Linked DNA regions of Homo sapiens: region 2 is linked to region 1. A link is a loop called in an ENCODE intact Hi-C map of the cell type or tissue named here. Cell type or tissue: dorsolateral prefrontal cortex. All regions are shown on one strand. Links, peaks and the distances in the headings refer to the core of each region. The heading gives the core; the rest is flanking DNA. Region 1 holds the start of MIR6124 (microRNA 6124). Region 2 holds the start of LOC124902634 (a long non-coding RNA gene).

What was found. A loop is a pair of places that touch in the nucleus more often than their neighbours do. Peaks named below come from ENCODE experiments on the same cell type or tissue, not always from the same donor. Only the 100,000 strongest peaks of a DNase experiment are listed, where the experiment ranks them.
Region 2: it touches region 1 in a loop (2.4-fold over the local background); 30 of 110 quality-filtered maps call a loop at or near these places.

The regions. Positions count from the first base shown.
Region 1 is chr11:12,154,360-12,164,458 of GRCh38, forward strand. MICAL2 (microtubule associated monooxygenase, calponin and LIM domain containing 2) reads left to right here. Exons shown (of 28, transcript NM_001282663.2): 3 at 7,720-8,060. The coding sequence starts at 7,797. It overlaps MIR6124 (microRNA 6124), which reads left to right and starts at 9,324; the gene lies at 9,324-9,408. RefSeq lists an enhancer at 9,065-9,564. In dorsolateral prefrontal cortex, for the core only: a CTCF peak has its summit at 5,389; a DNase peak (open chromatin) is centred at 5,412; H3K4me3 peaks cover 794 bases; H3K27ac peaks cover 7,746 bases.
Region 2 is chr11:12,217,060-12,225,059 of GRCh38, forward strand. It overlaps MICAL2 (microtubule associated monooxygenase, calponin and LIM domain containing 2), which reads left to right. Exons shown (of 28, transcript NM_001282663.2): 9 at 3,142-3,399; 10 at 4,585-4,700; 11 at 5,558-5,684; 12 at 6,352-6,442; 13 at 7,614-7,761. LOC124902634 (a long non-coding RNA gene) reads right to left here and starts at 7,305. Exons shown (of 3, transcript XR_007062598.1): 1 at 7,051-7,305; 2 at 5,961-6,065. RefSeq lists enhancers at 1-312, 313-813. In dorsolateral prefrontal cortex, for the core only: no CTCF peak of the experiment used is centred there; DNase peaks (open chromatin) are centred at 3,462, 5,142 and 7,674; H3K4me3 peaks cover 296 bases; H3K27ac peaks cover 6,019 bases.

The DNA.
Region 1 (10,099 bases), core at 2,100-10,099:
ACAGGAAGCCCACCTCCTGTTGTTGAGATGGACAGTCAGGGAAAGAAGACTCCTGGCCTTGGAATGTGTATGTAAGAGGGGTTGTAAAAGTCATGCATGTTCCTGGTAGAAACTTTGGGAAATACAGAAAAGTATAGAGTAAAAGTATACTAACAGCTATCTGAAATGCGATCCTACACACATATCACCACTGTTCACATCTGGCTTATTTCTCTTCTCCTACAGACACTAGACATTATTTTATGGAGTTGAAATTGTATTGACTTTCTGGATCCATATCCTGCTCTTTTCACTCTGCATTATGGCATAAGCATTTTCCCATGGATTAAATGTCTTTATAAATATTATTTTTAAAGGACTGCCTGATACTTGTTTGGTTGTACCATGACTTATAAGACCATGCCTCATTTGATACTTGTAGACTCTCCAAGCCCAGAATAACTTGAGAGACAATAGAAGTTAACTGATTTAATTTACATAGCAGCTTCAGAAAAGGAAGACCATACTATTTCTGTATATATGGCTCATATGGACTGGGGCTAAGAGCATGGATTTCAAAGTGAAATGGCCTGGGCTCATTTCACAGCACCCCTACTAGCTGCCTGCATGATATGGAGGCATTTACTCACCTCTGTAAAGCTGTCTTCTATCAAACAAGGGTGGTGAAATGAGACAGGATGGTAAAGGCCTGGTACACTGTGAGTGCCCGCTGTCAGTGTCCTCACATGGGCGGTGCAAGCTGAGGGCTGGGCTTGAACCCAGGTATCCTCATGCCTAGGCCAGAGTTCTTTCCACCTCAAAGGCTTCCCCTGTTCTGGAAGGTCCTTGAAGAGAGACAGAGCTTGAAGAGGTACAGATGAAGATATGGAGTGCTGGCTAGAAATCCTTATGGAAAATTTTAAATATATATATGTATATGATATATTTGCATACTCACCACACATACATGTACATACACACACACGCACATATACACATACATGTACATACACATGCTACATATACATGTGTATTTGCGCACACATGAATACACATACATATGTGCTCACATATACCATATATACACAAACATGCATATATACACACATGCACACATATACACATACATGTACACATGTATACCCCTGCAAACATACACACGTACACATACGCATATACACACATTCATACATATATACACATATGCACACACATACATACACACATGCACACATATATACATACATGAAATAATCACACATGGCAAACATAGTTGTGTTACAGAAAAGGAAGATAGGCAACTTCTGCAATTACTTCTCTCTCTCTTTTTAAGGCCTTTGCTTTTTGCAGAATAAAAATGAAAAAAGAAAGAAAAAAGTCTTACCTCCCCCACGTCCACATAGACGTGTTTTGAGGATTCCTTAGGTTAACACTGGTGAGAGTGCCTGGGTGGTACTGGGCCCTGATGACGTTGGCTTCCTTCTGCCATTCCAAGCACTGTGACTGGTCAGCATACAGATGTTTCTTGATGCCAGGACGGGAGGCCTGGAGGGTGGGCACTGCCTCATTGGGACCTCCCGGCGCCTGGTACTGTTGAGTGGCTATAAGAAGCAATGGATGAGGTGAGGAAGGGGGAATGTATGAGGCGCCTTCAAGCTAGACCAGTGGAGTCTACTAACTATTGAAAAGGAGTGGGGAAGAGGGTTGGGGCCAGAAGGGCAAGAGCCAAAGAACTTGGGTTCTCAGTGAAGGAGCGGGCATAGAAGGCCAGGGCCTGCAGTGGACCTGGGGTCTCTCCCCAGCACTCCAGCCCTGAGGCTGTGTGGCAAAAGGGGGAAGGTCTGGGCCCTTGCTACCTCCTGGAAACTTGGTTGAGCTTCGTGGTGAGTCTCTTGGGTGCTCTTTCATTGGCCTTTCGTAGTAGGGGTTTCAGACAGCATGTATAAGAGGACTCTCCATGTGTGCCTTCAGTGTGCATGGAAAGGGGCTTGGGCTTCCTGGAGGTGATCTCAAGGCAACACCCAGGAGCAATAGAGAAGGCTTTGGAGAAGTGGAACTTATCTTTCTGGGGAATGACTAAGAAGAATTATTTCACTGAGGCTGTCTTCCAGAGGAGGCAAGGGTGGAGCAGGCAGCCCCAGGAGGCAGTACACGCTCCTCTGTTTGTGGAAGTGACCGAGGCCAGGCTGGGGACACCTGGATGGAAGGAGATTACCAAGAAGACAAAGTGGCCCTCTCAGTCCCTTCCCTACCCTGGAAGTGCTCCTTTTGGTTAAATTGGGTGCCTAGTGCCCTGGTAGGTGGAAAGCCAGCCCTACCTGGGCCAGGTGGGAAGATGGGGTCTGTAGGCCCCACCTGGGAGCCAGGTGTTCCTGCCCATGGTGGGCTCTGTGGGGATGCACCAGGTGTGGAAGGCATCTCGCACTGCTGAGCCCCTGGCTGGCTCCTGCCTCATCTCAGGTGTTGGATTCAGATGGCCATAACTGAAGGTCTTCTGTGTGCGAGAGTTAGAGCTGGAGCTTTTAGTTTCCTGAGCACCCTGCGAGTGTGGGGGGAACACCCCACTTCATCGCCAAGGAACCTGGGCCTTCCTCCAGAGCTCCTTAGTGACGTAGAGCTGGGAGAGGGTAAGTTTGAACAGGGCTGCTTGGCAGTATACATGGGTTTTGTTTTTGGATTGCATTGACCTTGAAACAGATTTTGTCTGTGAGCCTCAAGGGTGGGTTGAAAAATGAGCTTTTCTCCTGGGCAAACTGCTGCTTTGTGGGAAGGTTCTGCCTAGTGTCCACCCCCATATCTCCTTAAGTTTGTATAAAATCCATCATTTATCAAAACCCTGGTTGCACTGTCTGATATGCCATTTGGGAGAAGAGGCTCAGGGAAGGCAAGAGGCATCAGAGTCCTAAATTTGAGGGCACCTGCAGATCGGGATGGGGAGGCTCCTCCTCTCATTTGGAGAGGTGCTCAGGGACTCTGCATAAACCTTGAGCTTGACTCTCAGATTTTGTGGGCTTAGCCCATTACCAATGCTGTTGCCTGCAATCTGGGGCCCTTAATTATAATTTTTAGCAGCTAGAGGCAGGGAAAGGAAGTTGCTTTGTGACTCATGAAGTCACATAGGCAGGGGAGCAGAAGAACCACAAATAAGAGACTCCACTTGGCAAAAACCAAATTGCTTCAAGGCTATTCTTGGAAACTTAAAGCATCACATCTTGTTTCTTCCCAGAAAATGCAGAAAGCCTCATATTTCTGGCTAGTTGGTTTTATTTCTATTGCATATCAAACCTCAAAAGGGCAACAGCTGGGTGGTGGTTAACAAGGAAAACTTTAATAAGAGCTAGTTACCAGGATCCTCTGATAAAAAAAAAAAATCCTGACTACGTTCTTTTGGGGTGAGGGGAAGGATAGCCACCAAAGGTTTTGCACTCCAGTTCTCTGGAAGAAAGGTTTGAAGCTCAGAATCACTGAGTCCTTCTGAGTGCTAGGTCAGCCCTTCCCAGTTCATTCCCAGCACTGTCCTGAATTCTGTATGTTTTCAGTTCATTACCAAAACTACTTTCTATGAGGTTCCCTAGTTATACATGGGAAACTAAAACCCAAAAAATAAATGAGTTGTCCAAGTCTACACAGAGAGGAAGTGAGTTTGAACTCAGACCTTCTAAATGGAAGGCCCTTGTCCTCTAGTTTTAAAGTATACAGGTTGACTATACCTAAACTGAAATCTAGAATGCTCCAAAATTTGAAGCTTTTTGAGTGCTGACATGATGCTGTAAGGAAGTGTTCATTGGAGTCTTCTGGATTTTGGATTTTGGGATTTGGGATGCTCAACCAAGTAAGTATGATGGACATATTCTAAAAAAAAAAGAAAAAATAGAAATCCAAAACACTTCTGGTCCCAAGCATTTTGGATAAGGGATACTCAACCTGTATATAACTCCTTGACCCAGAAAGCTAGTCTCAGTAGTCTTGAATGATGTTTCTTTTGCCCTTCCTTTTGATATGATGATGTTTGGGCTGTTTGAAGAATCGTAATGAGTATTGGTTATCACATACATGATCTCACTGATTCCTTAGAGCCCCATGAAGTGAGGAGAACAGGTGGCCCTCTGCATCCATTGGTCCCACATCACAGATACAACCAACTGTGGATTGAAAATATTCAGGAAAAAAAAAAAACAGATAATTTCATCTGTACTGAATATGTACAGGCTTTTTTACTGTCATTATTTCCTAAACAATGCAATGTAAGTATTTACATAGCACTTGTATTAGGTATTATAAGTAATCTAGAGATGATTTAAAGTATACGAGAGAATGTGTGTAAGTTATATGCAAACATGGCATCATTTTATATAAGGGACTTGAGCATCTACAGATTTTGGTATCTGCATGGGATCCTGAAATCAATCTCCCATGGTTACTGAGGGAAGCCTGTATTATCCCTATTTCACGCATGAGAAAACTGAGGCCAAGATGGATGAGGTAACTTGCCTAGGGTCACAAAACTAGCAAGTGTTGAGAGCAGATTCACATTCAGGTTACCCTGACTCTAAATATTCTGATGTTAATCCCACGAGGAAAGCTACCCGCCATGGGTGTTAGAGTCATTTTTAAGGTCTGTGACCTAACTTGGAAAGCCAGTTGTAAAGGGTGAGATGGGTGTTTAGGTCCAGGGTGGCAAGTCTGAGCCTGGTACAGGCTGCTGGGCTACATATCCAAGCTGCGCTTATCTTCTCCTGTCAAACCATCTCCCTCCACCTCCCCTTATCTCACTCTAGATAAGGGCTGGTTCCTGGAGCTCCCACGCCTATCCAGCCCTCAGCACCACCTTTAGCTCTTTTTCCACTGGAGCCCGAAGACGAAGTTGTTCATTCTTCTTCTAGGGGAGGAGGGGTGGCCATTGATTGGGGTGCGGAGGAGACAGCTTCTTCCAGTTTGTAAATTATTGTCTGGCTTGATGCCTCTAAACTGTTCATAATTTTAGACAAGGAGGAGCTGGCAACTTGGAGAACTGATTTACAAGACTATTTTCTAAACTGGTACATTTCCCCAGGTACAAATCTGCCTCCTGTGGTAGATGCAGTGTGCGTTACCACATCTACTGAGTGCCTGCCAGGACCTGGCTCTGCCGTCATCCACGTTTCTTGCCCTTCACAGCTACCCTGCAAGGATGAGATTATAATTTGTCTGTTACAGTAAGGGAACTGAGAATCAGAAGTGGCTTGTGTGAGGCAATAGCTCTGAAGCCTTACAGTTTTCTCTGTACTGCTTGCCTGTCCTCAGAAAAGACTGTAGTGTAGCAGGCAAGTTCAAATAGCCTTGTGTTTTTCGGCCAGCCACTGCAGCCTTTGTTCAATGCTGGGCACAGAAGTGGTTCCAAAGATAGATAAAGACTGAGAATGTTAATACGATCTGCAAAGCAAATGAGTCCTTCCTTCTGTTTATGCTCTCTGGGTGGCAACATTGCACATGGGGAAAGTGGAGACATAGTAGGAGGCAGTGTTTATGTGAGTCATGCCCAAGTAAGCACAGTGGACGCTCACAGAGCCCAGAGAGGATCTGTGAAGGAATCCACGCTTGTCGCACCAGGCAGGGCACAGAGCCCCCTTCCCCAGTCTACTGAAGTTGCTGAGTGTCATAGACCGGGGTCACTGGGTAAGGCCTCATGGAGGACCCAGCCTGGGTAGGGCAGGGAAGCTGGCCAGGCCTGAGCAGGGAATGAGTGCTAGTCTCCCTTCAAGCCAAGCATAGTGCCAGGCACCTCGGAAGCTCTCCGGGAAAGAGGGAAGGTCGGGTAGGGCCCTACAAAGTTGCAGGGATCCTGTCACCCCCAAGTCTGGGCATCCAGTGTCTGAGACCTCGCCAGCCCCAGCAGGCTCCTCCTGGCAGGTGGTGCCCAGTGGGCTCCTATGCTCCTTTGCATGTGCTGTTCTTCCCCCTTCTCTTCCGGCTCCTCTCATTGCTGCCTGGACAGCCCCTTAGCTGCCTCCTTGCCTCCAGCCTCCTCCTCCAGTCCACTGCTGCCCTATCATCTTCCCAAAGACTTGTCTCTTCCTGCTCCTCTGTCTTCTGCTCCTCACCACCCACTGGAGAGGCCAGTCCCCCTCCTTGGCCTGGAGGGGACACCTGCCACCACGTGCGCTGGACATCCCCACCGCACCTCCTCACGAATCCTGAACCTTGAACTTGCTGTCATTCCACCACTGTCCCGCTCTTTCCACACTCACATCCCTGTGTGGGTATTTCCATGGCCTGGAATGTCCACTGCCCAGTCTTCTAGTAAAATAAATCTCATTCCTAAAATTGAAGCTTTCTTGAGATTTCTCTCTTGTGGCCCCTCTGGACTCCTCGAGGCTCTGTTGGACACCGCCTGCTCTGGGCTTCCATGCCCTTGGTTCATATTCCACAAGCACTTGCCTGTGGTCTTGTAATCCATCTGCCCCTGTGGGCGGGGCCTGAGCCTACGTATTCCCGGCCCCTTGAGTGGTGCCCGACTCTTGCTAATGCACCAGTAATTGTTGCTGAGTGAATAAGTAAGAGATTAAGGAGGAAGATAAACACCATTCTCTGCTTTTAGTATTATAAAACCGTCCCACAATTCCAACTTGTCCACGATGAACACTGCCCCTCTGGGGAGCACAGAGCTGCCGTGAGGCCTGCGCTCTGTGTGCTGCTGACCTCCTCTTACCAGGCCTCATCGGTGGAGCTCGGTCTGCTGTGCCCTCTTGCTCAGAGACCCCTCCAGCCCTCCTGACAGCTGGGTCAGCCCCAGCTCCTCCACATTTGTTTTCTTGTGCCAGCTTTGGATTCTGGAAAAACAGCTAGTGCTTTGGAAAATCAGCTCTACTTTATTTTTGTTCCTTTGAAACTTAAATGACTTTCCTAAGAAATGTCTGAGGTTAGAATGGTGCAGAAAGGACCATGGCCAAAGCCCAGGCAAGCTATTTTTGGGATGTGAATGAGCACCCATCGCATTTTTCCCTTCCATGAGCCGGAGCACTTGTTCCAAATAGCTCACAGCCTGGAATTACAAAGCACAGGCCCCCTTTGCACAGGCGGAGGAGGTCCACGTGTCTCTGTCTGTCTGTCTGTGAGTCTGACTGAGGTAGATGGTGTGCTTCCAGCTGATACCAGGAGCAGAAGTTTTGAGAAGAGACTGTTTGTCATGTGGATAGTGGAAAGCCCTGCTCTCTGGTAACGAATGAAGAAAGGCTTTAAAGCTGGGTGTCTACGGAGAGGTGGGCAGTCATGAAATCTAGAGAGATGTTCTCTGGAGTTTTTTCTGTCTGTGCCTTAGTGTAATGTGGCTGGGTTATATTCACATCAGCCAACCAATTTGCAGCACCGAGAATGATAGACTTTCAATGGTGCTATATATAGTGTACTTTTCTGGGTTGTTTTCCCTTTTCCTAGTCACTATTTGCAGAACCACTTGGCTTAGAGCAAGATTGACTAGGTACTGTTGGCATTAGCCAGGGCATAGCCCTGTGCAATCTGTGGTACTTTTCAGCCAGCAAGAGGAGCAGAGCATAGGGGAAGAGATTACCTGCAATGCCACATCGACAGGCCAAAAGGCACAATTCTGTATCTGTTATAAATATTTATGTTTAGTATTGAACACTAAATAGTGTGGTTAATATTTGAATGTCTTAAAGAAATTGCATTTTTACTTCTCAGCACCCATCCCCCACCCTAACCTCATCGTCCAAAGCTGACCTCTGCCTCCCCCTACTTTCACAGGTGTGACGTTTCTCCAGATACTTCATGCTGTTCACCTGTGTCCTCGCCGCACCACTGCCGCACACGACTCCTGAACCATGGGGGAAAACGAGGATGAGAAGCAGGCCCAGGCGGGGCAGGTTTTTGAGAACTTTGTCCAGGCATCCACGTGCAAAGGTACCCTCCAGGCCTTCAACATTCTCACACGACACCTGGACCTAGACCCTCTGGACCACAGAAACTTTTATTCCAAGCTCAAGTCCAAGGTGACCACCTGGAAAGCCAAAGCCCTGTGGTACAAATTGGATAAGCGTGGTTCCCACAAAGAGTATAAGCGAGGGAAGTCGTGCACGAACACCAAGGTAAGGGGAAACCCTCCTAGTCTTACCTTTGCAGGGCGTGTGGGTTGACATTTGGGAGGTTAGGAAGCTGTTGCCATTTTGGCACTCTACGGTTCTTAGGTGTGGGTGTGAATGTTGCATTGTTTTCCTCCGGTAAAGGTTTCCTTTGTCTCTAAGCATCAGCTTTTCCTGGCTGGGAGGTTCCCTCCACTCGTGCCCTCTCCAAGGGAGGGAAGCCAGAGGCAAAGTTGAGGGAGAGAAGCCCATGCTTGATATTACCCCCACTTCTATTATCCCTGCTGCCACTACTACTACTTCTAGTAGCTGCTATTTGTTGAGCAGCTTCTAGGTACAAGGTACTTTATGTCCATGATTTCAATGAACAGCTACAGCAGTCCTTCAGGCCATTTTAGAGATGGGGAAATTGAGAAGTCAGTTGTGCCCAAGGTCACACAACTAGAGGGCAACCTTAGTCCATCTGATTCTAGGGCCTAAGACCTAAATCTCAGGGAGAGGCATAGTTACAGAGTTGTGTTCGCCTGGGTGTGGACATTTTAGAAAGATCCCCTGGTTTTGGATTAATTGGCTAAGAAATAGGTCTAGGTCCTTACTGCCTCTTCCTCCCTGTCTCTTTCTCTTCCTCCTGATACCCCTGCATTCTCCACCTGCCCACTCCCTTCCTCAGGATGCATTTCTCTACCTAGGACCACACTCATAGTTAAGCCTACACGAACTGGTTGCATCCCCCATCATTTGGCCATAGACAGCATCGGCGAACATAGGCTCACTATCGCAACCTTTCTCTGACATTTCTGAAATGCCCAGCACCAGATGGGCAGGTGGGAGTCCAGGCGTCTCAGCTGACTTCCCTGGTGGCCGTTGGGGACTACCAGCCCTGAGCACTGGTGCAGGCTGTGTGTTTAGGTTAAAATCGAATGTGCTGTATTTAGACCTCACAGGAGGTAGCTCAGCTAGAACCCTAGGAATTCCAGCCGGTGCCAATCCCGGGACAAGAGGATTGAACTCTCCATGGCAGTCGGGACTGTTGTGTTTTTGTTTTGGTGGTGAGAAGCTGTCGAGTCCACCATGGGATATGCTGCTTTCCACTGCCCCTGGGGAGACAGCTGCCAAGCTCCTGTGAGCCTGGGGCACACTGACACTGCGGGACGTAGGAAAAGCATTCCATCAGGTTGAAACAGACCAGTCGCCTCAGCCCAGAGCAGACTAGCTATCCAGGCAGTGCCTGTTTATAACCTACCATGCTCCAGCTAGGCAGAGGAGATGGGGGAGGTAGGGAAAAGGAAGGGGGAGGAGAAGGTGAGACCAATGTCCTGGGTGCCACTCCTGCCCAGTGCCTCCCTTCCTCGTTGTTGTGACTTCATGGTTCAGAGTTCACGGGGTGGCTCTTCAGAGTTAAAGGAGGGGAAGCTTTTAGCTTCCAAAGTGTCATCCCTCTTAGTAATTGTATATGGTGGCTTCTTTTTTTTAAAGGTCCCATAAAAGTCAGGTGGCCCAGTTGCACTGTGTTCTCTCACAGAGGGTTTTCAGAGCTCTGGTTTTTATTAGGGAATGCTATTGCCCCATACACCCAACATGTTGTGGCTGCTGAGGGACCCTCTTGGTGATCTGAAGACAGATTGTCACAGGGAGTCAGCCAGCAGAGGGATGGAACGGAGGGCTGACCACCAAGAAGAGACCCTTCTTCCAAAACATACTAGCCAGTTGCCTAGCTGGTGTGGCCAGCCTCTATTTTACAAGCTTTGGTAGCTTGAAATAGAACAGTCATCACATCTTGTGGTTGGCAGGTCACCACTGGCTTCTGTGATGCAAAGGGAAAGAAAGCTCCTTTTGTTAGGGATGCTGGGTAAGGTGCCTCTTGCCCAGGAATTTTTATGCCTGTCTTGTGAGGAAGAACAAAGACATTTCACATGTGAGATAACCCATCTCGTAAAAACCGCCTGAATGCTGAGGACTGGAAGATACATTTGAGAATGCATTGTAAGTATGAACTGTGACTGTGTTAGGCTACTTGAGCTGTGCTTTTCAGAAACCCAGCTCAA
Region 2 (8,000 bases), core at 1-8,000, 61 kb after region 1:
TTGGAAGGAAGAAACATGGAGTAGTGGCCCCTGACTGGAAGCTTCTTCGGACAGGTGTACAACCCTTCCAGAGCCCCTGTAGTTGCTGCCACTGTCACTGCTGCTGCTGCAACCTCAAGATAAGGATCACACTGCCCAAGTTCAGCCTGCTGTCTGGGTGTCAGCCTGGAGCCCAGGCAGCACGGTGGCCATTCATTGCTGCTTGTCAGAGAAGAATGCAGCTATCTTCTTTCCTGCGTGTGCTGGCAGCCGTCTGGGTGGCATTAGTAACCCAGCCACCCCGTGGGCCTTCTCCACTTCAGCTCAGGTCTTTGCTGAGAGCCTGAGTTGTAGACGGAGGCTGTGAATGCGGGCTTGGTGAAGTGGGCTGAGCACGCCAGCAGATGGGTGGGCGATGGGCTTCAGCAGTGTCCCACTGCTGACTGTCAGTCTGGGAGTGGTGGCGTCCCCTTCTTCCCTCTGCCTCACAGAAGTTGCCTCCTGAAGTTGCCGCCTTAGTCTGAAACTGGGGGGTGCAGGGGTGTAGGGGTAGCGGGCAGCTTTGCAGAGGAGAGGTTAGGCAGGCAGGCAAAGCTTGATGGGTTTTGTGTTTTGCAGAGCACCGTGGCCTCCTGGGATGCTAAGGTCACCCTCAGGTCATCCCAGGTGTTTGCTCATGGCAACTCGCTTCCCTGGCGGTTGTCAAAGCCCCTCCAGGCCCATGCTTGTCTTCACCAAGGCCTTTCTTTCTCCTTCAGAGGCCCCTGGGAGCAGCTCCTGAGCTGGTGCTGAGGAGCCTCAAGGTACAAGATGGGAAAGAAATTGGAGGCCACAGGCTGGACACCTGATTGGAACAAGAGCTATAGCCTGAGCGTCCAGGTGTCCAGCCAAGTTCCCAACCCATCTTCCCTGAGCCGCTTAAATTTACATTGTTCTCTTGCTCCCTGGAGGAATGGCAAGTTTTCTGTTTTCCTCTCCCTACATGGATCCATATCTTCCTATAGCCACACAGAAGGTGCCAAGTAAATGTTTGTTGAATGAATGACTGACCTCTGGACAAGAGGTTTTCCTGCTTCCCCATTGATTCCAGCTGATCTCTGGGCTTCTTTCCATGGCTACCGAAGGAAGAGTAAAGTTTCTCTTCAAGCAGCCGTGCCTCTGGGCTCTCAGCTGTGCCCATCTTTCTCTTCCCCACAGGGAGGATGTCCCATCCCAGAGCCTCCCTGGGCCCCTGCCTCTGCTGGCCCATACGTGTGTGGGCTGGGATTCTGTCCTCCTGTCCTTGTCCTCATCTGCTCCCTATGGTTTTGCTCCTTCTTCCATCCCCCCACTCATCTGGGACCCTCCAGCCACTAAGAGACTCCACAGCAGCCCTAGGCCAGCTCTAGCCTAGTGTCTTCCCTTTGCTAGGTCCCCACTCTCCTGCATGAGGCGTCCACGCCAGGCACTGTCTTCACTGTGTAATGTCACCCACTCCATCTTAGGGATGCTTGGGTCATATTTTGAAGGGGGGGTGTTTGAGACCTCTCCCTTCTCTCTTCCCCCATCTCACCTCCACGCCTTCGGAGAGAGAAGTGATCATGTGACCGCGGAAACAGGGATCAGAAAGGAAATCAAATAACAGGAATTCCATCCTGGACACTGGGGCCTGACAAAGAGCTCTTGGACCAGTGCTGGATGCAATTTGGGCGGTTTGGTTTGAATGGGGGAAATATGAGTTTCCAGAACAGGGTATTTGAAATCATGGCTACTCAGAAAATTGAGGCAGTGGTCACTCTGGCTGTAAATGCGGCACTCTGTGATTGTCAAGACCTTTGTAATTGAGGGTGCCTTGGCTGGGTCCAGGATATACTTCATCATAAGCCATATCTGGAGCCAGCATGAATTACAGGGGACAGGAATTCCCATTCATCGGTCACTTCCCACATGGGGCTAGGGATTTCGTGTGTACACTCATTCCATCTTCTCATGTGGCTCTGTGAAGTAGGTTTTGATATTCCCTTTTTACAGATGAGAGAGTGGAGACTCTGAAAAGTTAAATAACTGGCCCAGATTTAGTTAGTAAACAGCAGAGGTGGACTTTGACCCGTTGCTCTCACTGGCCCCAAAGCCTGTGTTCATGTTACACACTGGTCCCCTCCCACTCCAGGTGTCTGTACTTTTTGTGTCACCTTTGAGAAAGGTGGTCTTTTAGTTTCTTTAGCCACACGGTGAGCAGCTTGGACTCTGGGGATACACTAAACTTGCCAGCTCTCTTCAATCCTCACATCCTGTGTTTCATTGCTAGTGTCCCTCCAGGATGGATATTCCAGTCCTCGCAGCTCAGGGCTCTGCACTCCCCATGAAAGAAGCATAACAATTAGCACCAAAAGCAAGCTACTGGGGAGGCTGAGGCAGGAGAATTGCTTGAACCTGGGAGGCGGAGGTTGCAGTGAGCCAAAATCACACCATTGCTCTCTAACCTGGGAGACAAGAGCGAAACTCCATCTCAAAAAAAAAAAAAAAAAAAAAAAAAAAGCTACGCTGTGAGAGCCCTCGGCCCATCAAGTAAAGGGGTCACTGATTTTGGAAAGTGTGAGAGGTTTCCCATTTTCTTTTTCTGGTCTTGTTTGACCACTAAACATGGCATATTTGGATCATACTCGCTTAGCTGAATTTATTATAAAATCACACTTTCTGATGGCTCCTTTGTCTCTTAATTGTACTGAAAGTTCTCATGAGAACCAGACCTATGAAATGTGCTCGTTGTTTGCTCCAAGACCATTATCAAGTGCACTGTTCATTACAACTCTCAACGCGCCCTGTTGAAATTCCTACGTGAGACAGATCTTTTAGAATTTAATGCCAGGGAAAAATTGCCTCCCCTGAGGAATTTCTACGCTTCCTTCTTTCTGATAAGGAGAGCTCTGGGGCATATCACATTTCCCTTTTGCCTTGGATGCCAGGAAGCTCAATGCCAAATTTGATGCTTAATCACAACCGTGTTAACCCTCACAGCTGGCTGATTTATTTCCTCTTTATTCCCTTGGTCCTGGTTTTTATATGTCTTTTCTGACTAGCCTCACTGTAGGGACCCATTCCAAGTCCTTTTGCCAAGAGGTGGGTATGAAGGCTAGCCCTTTAGAGGGGGAGGTTGCTGCACCATGTTTTCATCTTCCCCAGGACTACATCGACACAGAGATGCTGCTGTGTGCGGAGAACGTGAACCAAGACAACCTGCTATCCTATGCCCGGGAAGCTGCAGACTTTGCCACCAACTACCAGCTGCCATCCTTAGACTTTGCCATGAACCACTATGGGCAGCCTGATGTGGCCATGTTTGACTTTACCTGCATGTATGCCTCAGAGAACGCGGCCCTGGTGCGGGAGCGGCAGGCGCACCAGCTGCTCGTGGCCCTTGTGGGTGACAGCTTGCTTGAGGTACTGCCTGAGCTCGGAGCCCCCATGTTTCTCTGCGAGACAGATCCCACGTTTGTATTCTGGCAGGCAGTATCTGCTGTTGTGCAGCGGGGAGAGGACAGGCTCTCAGCCAGTTGGCAGGACTCTGCCAAGCCTGTCCCGGCCTCAGAGCCTGTCCTGTTGCTGCACTCAGAGGAGCCTATTCTGCCTCTGTGTAGTTAGGAGAGCCTTCTCTCCTATCTCCTGGCTCTTTTGCACTGACTTCTTTGATGAAGTACAAAATCAGGCAGCCCCGGTCTGGGCCATATGAGCCATCCTTCTCAGAGTGTGTGGACCCTCAGCTGGGCCGAGACTTCTTCCTCATGTGGGCGGCCCTTTGTGGCCTTTGAGATCACACGGAGTGCAGGAGAGGCCTATGGGCCCCAAAGTCTCCTTTCCATTCATAGCTTCCCTGCTGAAAATTCTTCCCAGAAAATCTGCAAGGGTGCAAGGATCCTTAGATTAAATGAATGTTTTCAGAAAGGAGAAAGTTTTCTCTTTAGTGTGAGCACTGATTATGTATTTATTCCAAGTTAAGAGTCAAATTCCAAACCATGCTTTGGGTGCTCATGGAGCAGATTAGTCAGCACTCAGCTTGGTTGACTTGGTCCTTGGGCACTATTGTGCATGGACTTGAACCTAAGGCCCTTGGTTGAGCCCTCAGTTCCCATCCTGCTTCTGGCCCAGACTCCTTTCCCAGCTCGGTTTCTCCCTCCCCTCCTCCCATGCTCCATGTTACACCCAGAACAGACGGCTGTTCTTCCATCAGGCGCCAGCATTTTCCAACCACCATGCCTTTGCCCACACCATTCCCAAGTAGCTCAGGATCAGAATCCCATCCATTTGTTAAAATCAGCTTAATGCAACTCTTAAGAAGCTTATTCTGATTTCCATCTCCCTCTCCCAGGATGGGAATTCGTCTCGCCTTTTCTGAGCCCTAAAGCAGTTTTGCTATGCCTGCGTCATAGCACCCTTTACATTTAACCTTCTGCTATAGTTATTTGACCTTGTGATGAATCCTCATAGGTAGCAGGGTCCCTGCCCTGTCACCTCTCTGTCCCTCCAGTGCCCTGCACAGTCCTGGCAATCAGTGTGTGCTGGGTCCAATGAGATCATAGATCGGGAGTCATCAGAATCAACTGGAATTTTGCACGTTTTCTTTTGCAGCCATTTTGGCCCATGGGTACAGGCTGTGCCCGTGGCTTCCTGGCAGCCTTTGACACGGCATGGATGGTGAAGAGCTGGAACCAGGGCACCCCTCCCCTGGAGCTGCTGGCTGAAAGGTGAGCTTTGACAGTAGGGCTCCTAACTGGGGGGCAGGGCACTCAGGCAGGAAAGGGGGCAAGATCACCCCGCAGGTGACTGCTGGATATACCTGGAGCCTCTGCCTCCTCCATTCTACCTTCCCATGTGTGGCCTGATTTGATCATCAGCATCCCCAAGGATGCTTTCTCCATCATTATCTGACTCTTACAGTGACTTTCTCTGGGGCCAGGACCTTGGGCCCTGGATGACAAAGAGAAATCTTCATCTAGGTTGGCCCTGCAGCTGGGGCTCCCCAGCATTGCTCATTCACCGAAGAGCCAGAGAGGTTTATTTAAGGGAATCTTCCAGGGCAGCGCTGAGTCTCCTGTCCTGGATGGGGGTTGGATTCTCTGGCTTTCCAGGCCTCTCACACCACTGAGATCCTGGGCTTCTTCCCAGACCCCTGCTGCTGGCCACGTGGCTGTGACAGCTGGTGGACGGGGGGAGGTCAGGGCTGGCGGGCGGAGGCAGGCCCTGACAATCTTGGGTGTGGAAGCCTGTGGTCGTGGGGAGCAGGCCGCAGGAGGCAGCGTGGCTGAACATGGTTATGGCAAAACCACAGGCCACCGTGCTGCCAGCCCTGCATCCCTCCCCCTGCCTGGGTGGAGGAGCCCAGCATCCCCGTCACCCAGGCGCCCCTTTCCTCTCGGCCCCTTTGACCTTCTCCCCACTTTGCAGATCTCAAGAACCAGGAGAGTCAGGTATTTCAGGGAAGGGTTAGACAAACATGTCCAGGAAGCCCTTGAGCCAGAGGAAGGGGGAAGTAGGGAAGGGTGGGGACAAGGCCTGAGGTGGCAAAAGTGATCCCTGACCTCCAGGCTCCGCCTCCCTCCAGGGAAAGTCTCTACCGGCTGTTACCTCAGACAACCCCGGAGAACATCAACAAGAACTTTGAGCAGTACACGTTGGACCCAGGGACACGGTACCCAAACCTCAACTCACACTGTGTCAGGCCCCATCAGGCAAGTCCATTGCTGGGGCTCTGTCTGAATCACTCTGCACTGAACAGTGGGAAGAGGTGGTGGGGAGGGGGTCACATTAAATTTTGGTCCATTCCTGGGACTAAGGCCACCAAGGCCTGCTGGCCTAATGGTGGGACCAGTTCTTCTCCCCACTCGAGTCAGCATTCTTTCTAGCCCGCAGGACAGAACTAGAACACATGTAGGGGGAGAGATTTATATGTATATGTGCATATATTTATATATATTGTCACTATGCATATGCATTGCTGATCTTACCTGTCTCAAATAAGCTACTTGGCCAAATATGATCTCTGCATACCACCCTTGGTCCTGGGGTCCATTTCTTCTTCCACTAATTTAAAGCCACCAAACTCTCAACCTCTTTGGTCAATAGAACAGAAAATTGTGTGAATTTTTAAAATTAGCTAATTACATACACACAAATTAGCTACAGACATTCCCACTTAGTTTGCCTGCATCTGGGTGGAAGATTGAGGCCCATTGCTCTATGACTGAAGTTGCCTGCGTTCCCTTGCCGAAGGTCATGCCTCCCAGCAGTAGAGGAAAATGGTGGCAGGCACTGAATTGGGGGTGGGTCGAGTTTAGGGGCCCTGAGACTAGGATTTGGGGGAAAACTGGTGGGCAAGCATGTCTCTCTTGCTCATAGGTGAAGCATTTGTATATCACTAAGGAGCTGGAGCACTACCCTCTCGAGAGACTGGGCTCGGTGAGGAGATCTGTCAACCTCTCCAGGAAGGGTAAGCGGCCCTCCTGGGACCCTGGTGGGTGGCTGGGAAGAGCTTTGAGGGGAGGAGGACTGCTCAGTGACCGTGGTGACACAGGCACTGCAACCAGCCTGGCTCTGCCCCTTTACCTGTGTGGTCATGGGCAGGCACCTGTCCTCTTTGTACTCCAGTTCCTCCTCTGTGAGACCAAGAGAACCCCTGCCCAGAGAATCATTATGAAGATGAAAGGAGCTAGTGTGTGTCGAGAGCTTCACACAGTAAACATGAACCAGGGGATTATTTCACTGGGACTTGTTCTTATTTTCCTGTTGTTTCCTGCATGGGGGCCTTGTCCCCTTAAGTAGATAATGAGCTTAATGCACTTCACCCTTTTCCTGATCATCCTGAGCCTAGCAGTGCTCTGGACACAGGACCAGTGCTCAACACAGGGAGATGGGATGGTTAAATGAGGAACTCCCAGCGCCCAGCTCAGCTCAGGATGCTCTCCTGCTTAGAGACCTCTTTGGCTACCTGTGCCTGTCCAGGCTTTGCCTCCTCTCCTTCCTTAGGCAAACTCAGCTGTACTCCTCCCTCCCCTCCACACACCACGACATGCCCCACTGCTGTAATAAACCACTTACCATAATCAACCATTTTACTGTTACGCAAACATAGCAGGTTTTTCTAGATTCTTAGCCACCACACAGTCCTTTCTGTCTTCCTGGAATGACTTCTTCCGTCTGATAAGTTCCTAGATGCTCTCAAAGAACAAGCTCAAACGTACCTCCCCATTACACTTTTCTTTGGAGAATTCCCCTCCCAGCGCAGACTCAGGCAAACCTGCTAATGTGCTCCCACAGCCCCCTGTTTCTCCCTCCATTGCAGCACTGTGTCATCATCACCCCCTCTGTGACTATCTTCCCCACTAGATGAGCATGTTGTTGGCAGGGCCTAAACACAGTAGGTCTTAGGAACTCTGCTGGAAGAGAACATGCTTCCTCTCCCCTCCTGCCACACTCCTGACCAGGCCCCCAAGCAGCAGTCCTCAGGGAGCTGCACCCGTGCCAGTGGCCCCCTGCCCTGGCCCCTTGCCTTGGGGCCGCTCGTCCTGGTCCCCAGCCATGGTGGCAATGAGAAGGGAGCGCCAGGGCAGACCGTGTGAGATTCCTGCAGAGCCTCACTGCCTGCGCTCTCCTTCTTGCAGAGTCAGATATCCGGCCCAGCAAGCTCCTGACCTGGTGCCAGCAGCAGACAGAGGGCTACCAGCATGTCAACGTCACCGACCTGACCACATCCTGGCGCAGTGGGTTGGCCCTGTGTGCCATCATCCACCGCTTCCGGCCTGAGCTCATGTGAGTCTGGGGCCCAGGCTGGCCCCTGGAGACGAGGGATGCCAAGGCCATTCTGCTGCATGCAGAATCTTCATTACTTGGTTCAATATTTCTCTTTCTGTGTTTCAATTTGAGATTTTTCTTAACATTTGTTCTTTTCCCTTTGCACTGATTACTCTGTCAGCAGTGTGTTTGATCTGTGTTCCTAATATGTGAGGATAAAAATTGGCTCCGGCTTAGTGATGGCACTCTTGACACCT